Linked DNA regions of Homo sapiens: region 2 is linked to region 1. A link is a contact called in ENCODE Hi-C or POLR2A ChIA-PET data. All regions are on one chromosome and are shown on one strand. The core of a region is the stretch at or near the end of the contact, and the rest is flanking DNA. Distances in the headings are between cores, read along the strand shown. Region 1 holds the start of CD1C (CD1c molecule). Region 2 holds the start of FCRL2 (Fc receptor like 2).

The links. Hi-C counts contacts between places; a loop is a spot of excess contacts on that map. ChIA-PET counts read pairs that join two places held with the same protein, here RNA polymerase II (POLR2A). Pooled maps may share reads with other maps.
Region 2: a loop to region 1 is called in a map with no recorded cell type, with 7 times the contacts of the local background. The contact joins the promoter of FCRL2 here to the promoter of CD1C in region 1. A Hi-C loop is called at or near these places in 8 of 37 single-sample maps with no recorded cell type and 5 of 50 pooled maps. POLR2A ChIA-PET finds 5 or more read pairs at or near these places in 1 of 52 experiments (PC-9).

The regions. Positions count from the first base shown.
Region 1 is chr1:158,288,546-158,291,245 of GRCh38, reverse strand. CD1C (CD1c molecule) reads right to left here and starts at 1,323. Exons shown (of 6, transcript NM_001765.3): 1 at 1,121-1,323; 2 at 1-112. The coding sequence starts at 1,181. It also overlaps a transcript of CD1B not described here.
Region 2 is chr1:157,775,866-157,778,565 of GRCh38, reverse strand. FCRL2 (Fc receptor like 2) reads left to right here and starts at 1,434. Exons shown (of 12, transcript NM_030764.4): 1 at 1,434-1,523. The coding sequence starts at 1,493.

The sequences.
Region 1 (2,700 bases), core at 74-2,573:
CAGCCATGAGTCTGCAACTCGTCCAGCCATCCTGAGCCCTGACCTCGTGCCCAGGATTGGTTGACAAATGAGAAGATCTGGATGACATGGAAGGAGACGTGTTCCTGGGATGCTTTTGGTGGAAGAAGGGCAAGTAGTGTAAGGAAAAAAAAAAAAAGAGAGGCAAGGAAAATGGAGAGAAAATGGAAGGTGAACCAGTTACCACAGAGAAACATTAATGACTACTTTAGCTATACCATTTTCCTTACACAGAGCCCCATGCTCTGCCACCATCCTCTAAAAGAGTAAACTGGACCTGGAGAGAGGTATGCTCAAATGGCAACCATTCTGGCTTCTTCATTGATCCATCTTGGGAAAGCCCATCATGCTCAACCCAGATACATGTAACCTTGCAGCTGACAGAGATGTTCATACTATCTGCATTGTCACCACCGGGGAGGAGAAGAACTAGCAGCGGAAACTACAGAAACAGCATGTCATTTGCAGTTGTTTCCTTCTCTCAGAAAAGCCATTTGCTGATCTCTGTTCTTAGCAAACTTATCCCTCTACATCTATATTCTGACTTCCTTCTACCAACAGACAATCTTCCCCATCAGCCACTGACAGCAACTAAGACAATCTGCTTCCCTTAACCTTAGGCCTCCTACTCAATCTCTCATTTCCCCATCTGCTCTGAACTAAAGTTACTCTCTTCCCTTAGGATTTTAGCTGCTCTCCCACTAAGCTCCATCTTATCTACTTCCCTTCCTCAACTGCCTTAGACAAAGTGGTGCGTGGCATTGAAAGGTTGCTTCATCCCTCTGGACCTTGCGTGTCATTTGTAACATAAAAAGGAGAAACCACATCATTTTCCTGGGCCCTGATTGTTTTAACGGAAAATGGAGAGGAAATGGAAATTGAACCAGTTACCACAGAGAAACATTAATGACTACTTTAGCTATAACATTTTCCTTACACAGAGCCCATGCTCTGCCACCATCCTCCAAAAGAGTAAACTGGACCTGGAGACAGGTATGCTCAGATGGCAAGCATTCTGGCATCTCTATTGATCCATCTCGGGAAAGCCCAGCACACTCTACCCAGATACATGTAACCTTGCAGCTGACAGCGATGTTCTTACCGTCTGCATTGTCACCACCTGGGAGAAGAAGAGCTAGCAGCAGAAACTGCAGAAACAGCATGTCATTTGCAGATGTTTCTTTCTCTCAGAAAAGCTGTTTGCTGATCTCTGTTCTTAGCAAACTTATCCCTCTGTACCTATATTCTGACTTCCTTCTACCAACAATCTTCCCCATCAGCCGCTGACAGCAACTAAGAAGATCTGCTTCCCTCAACCTTGGTCCTCCTACTCAATCTCTCATTTCCCCACCTGCTCTGAACTAAAGTTATTCTCTTCTCTCAGGATTCCAGCTGCTCTGCCACTAAGCTCCATTATATCTACTTCCCTTCCTCAACTGCCTTAGACAAAGTGGTGTATGGCATTGAAAGAAAGGTCATTTTGTCCCTCTGGATTTTGCATGTCATTTGTAAGATAAAAAGGAGAAACCATGTCATTTTTTCAGTTCCTGCTTGTTTTAATAGATCACAGTTCTTCCAGTTTCTCCACTTAACTTTGCCTCCACTCTCCATAGTGTCCCCTCTTCTCATCACTCCATTCTTTCTTTCCCCCTTTTGAATGTCCTCAAAGTTTTCTCTTTCCAATTTCACCTCTTTTCACCCATCTTTCTTATTTCCTCATTCTCACTGATTCTTTTATAAATTGGAGACGTTGCTTTTTACATCTTCCAAGATTTCCCTGCACAATTATATAAACTACAGTCCACTCTACATTATCCTTAGAGATTAAATTGCAGCCATTCAGAATGCATAGGACCATAACAAATATAAAGAAGCCCTTCTACTGCATTTAATCTGTATAGTCATTCACTAAAAAATTACATAGTACATGGTTGATACCAGTGTCTTACTAGGCATATAAACACACAGAGGTTAACAATGTAATCTCTTCTATCAAAGAGTTTTAAACTGCAGATGTTTAAACAAAAAATTAAAATGCATTGTGATTTTAATTTCAATGTATAGAATCCCAGATACAAATCTACTTAGAACTATATTCTCTAGAGCAGCATTTTGACTGACTAACCCCCTGGGAAGTTCATAATTTGAAGTCCTGGAAGAACAGCATGCATCTCAACTAAATACTGAAAATTCTGTACAGTGTGGAATGGTATACGATTGTGATAGTCAGAACATGCAGCTTTTCAAGAGGACTCATACATGGGGAGACCACAAAAATCCAAATTTAAGTTGTTTTGTGATCTGACCAAAACACATTGTATAAAAAGGGCAGCATTTGTCAATGTTTGATTTAAGTAGTTTATATGAAGTATTCAGTGACTTATCAGTGACCCTGGCTGGTTAATATGTGTAAATACATGAACACAGTTTTTTTGAGATCCAGGAAATACATTTATTATTATAGTGTTTCTTAAATCATATTAATTATTCACTGAATGCATTGGAGCAGTCACTTAAAATCTGGGCATGAATTTGTGCTAGGCACAATGACTCATGCCTGTAATCCCAGCACTTTGGGAGACCAAGGTGGGAAGATCACTTGAGCCCAGGAGTTTGAGACCAGCCTGGGCAACAAAGTTAGACCTCATCTCGATAAAAAAATTAAAAAGTTGGCCAAATGTG
Region 2 (2,700 bases), core at 185-2,684, 510 kb after region 1:
ACACATAACTTATTTTTAACACACATCTCTCCTTGTGATATATTTTTAGTATTTTCTTTTTACATTATTATAAGCAAGGCTTTAATGACCATCACATATAAATATTAGCCTTTCTCAAAGTAAAACTATGATAATAGTGAGAATAAAATGTTAAGTATCCAATTGTTAAAAATTCAATGTTAAGTATTCAGGTAAATGTTAAGTACCTGAACAGGTAACATTGAGTCTATGAATATTTTCAGTCAGTCCCTCATTTATAAGCACCTGTGATTTTTTGGTTTAGAGTTTCATCCTGCATAAGGTTCACTGATGAGACAACATCTACTGGGACTACATCTAATCAAAGTGAGCATGATAATAGGTGTTCACATAACACGCGCTTTGCTTTGTGTGAGATAACTGTATTAGGATCAGCCTGGGGTACAAAAAGCAATGCAGATTAGAAATAGGCAATGTTGTGATTACAGATTAGAAAGATGGCAATGTTTTCAGCAATATAGTGCAAGTGTTTTGAAGTTTAGTAAAATCTCATTCTAGAAAGTCATCGAATGACTACGAAAAATTTTACTTAAGAAATATGAGCTATTGAAACAATGGCCTTATTATTTTATGAACCTTGAGAAGCAATATATCAAGATAATAGGGCACAATGTTTAAGAGCCAGACTGTGACACTGGGCTGCCTGGGTTTGAATCCCAGATCTGTTACTACTAGAAATTGATTAAGCTGATCTTGGTCATTTTACTGGCTGCTATCATCTGAATGTTTGTGTCCTGGCAAAATTCTTATGTTGATACTTAATCCTCAATGCAATAGTAATAAAAGGTACCCACCTTTTATTACATGACCTTTTAGGGGTCATGAGTGTGGAACTCTTATGAAAAGGATTAGTCTCCTTGTAAAAGAGGCTTGAGGGAGCTTGTTTGCTCCTTCCATCATGTGAAGACACATAGAGGACACCATCTATGAGAAACAGGCCCTCATCAGACACTGAATCTACTGGTGCCTTGATCTTAAACTTCCCAGCCTCTTGAACTATGAGTGATAAATTTATGTTGTTTATAAATTTCTCAGTCTAAGGTATTCTTTATAGCAGCCCCAATGGACTAAGACACTTACCTTTACTAGTGCCTCAATTTCCTTATTCATGTGAAAGGGGATAGTGCCAATTCAGAAACTTGCTGAAGGTAATAAATAACTCTGTAAGCATGAGGCACTTAGAACTGTGTCTGACTCATTGCAACCCATATGTAAATGCTAGGTATCATAATGAGGGTCAAGTTACAAAATTTCTCTGGCATTGAGAGGATCAGCTATAATTGTTTTAGCCCTTCCAGGACAAAGATAATGGTTAAACATAGTGGCACTATTCTACTTCCTTTTTTGCTAATTATACAAAACCTATTCTGAAAACCACATTTCATCGCCTGCTCAGAGTCTCCAGTTGGTGACCAAGAGTACATCTCTTTTCAAATAGCTGGATTAGGTCCTCATGCTGCTGTGGTCATTGCTGGTCATCTTTGGTGAGTTCAATAATTTGACTGAGAAGTGAGGTGGCAGCTGAATGAGGTCTACTGCTCCCAAAAGGTTGGAGGTTTTATTGGAGCCCAGGGACTGGTGGGGATGCTCAGGTCCTGCCTGCAGCTTGGGCTTCAAAGGCAGATGCAAAGAAGTAGGCTGAGGACAGTGAATTTGCAGCACATCCATTAAGCATTAAGCACAATGCTTAATGTTCAAGGTGGACCACTTTTCCATTTGCTGGTCATGAATTGCTATTTTGATATCTTAGATCTCATTGAGTAATATAATGTTCTCATAGTAAAATGTTCATAATATTAGCATTTAGCAATGCCCTTCTCCTCCATGAACACCGATTATTCAATTGTTATCTATAAGATTTGGGTTCAGCAGATGCATTGAGACCCTTTGCTAATATTCCTCTGTTTAATCGTGGACAATGAGGGAGATGACAGCTGCTGCTAGAAAATAAGATTCCTGGGTGAGTGCAGTGGCTCATACCTGTAATCCTAGCACTTTGGGAGTCCAAGGCTGGTGGATCACTTGAGGTCAGAGTTCGAGACCACCCCGGCCAACATGGTGAAACCTCATCTCTACTAAAAATACAAAAATTAGCCAGGCGTGGTGGTGGGCACCTGTAATTCCAGCTACTCGGGAAGCTGAGGCAGGAGAATTGCTTGAACCCGGGAGGTGGAGGTTGTGGTGAGCCAAGATCGCACCATTGTACTCCAGCCTGGGTGAGAGAGTAAATAAGATCCCTTTCTCTATGCTGTGTAGGCACTAAATAAATATTTGTTATTGGAATACAAAGGGCTCTAACGTGAAATATGGCCATAGGAAAGAGACTGATTTGTTGATTTCTTGGAACTCTCACAATGTATGTTTCCTGATGAGCCCTTTGTGATCGTGTTGTCATGTCTATCTACCACTTGAAAAGTCAGAGTGTGAGATAGAGTGGTGGGGATGGTGGAAGGAAAATGAAATCAAGGAGAGTCACTAAATATCCAACATGGGTATTCTCGACAATCCCTTTAGTCAAGCATTGGGTTTGCAACTTGCCTTTTGACTACAATGAATGACAGTTAGATGTGTGCTCGAGGGAGATTGAATTGTTAGTAATAAGAGATTAGGGAAATAGAAAAGAAAGGGAAAATGGAAAGAAGTTTTTGAGCAATTTACCAG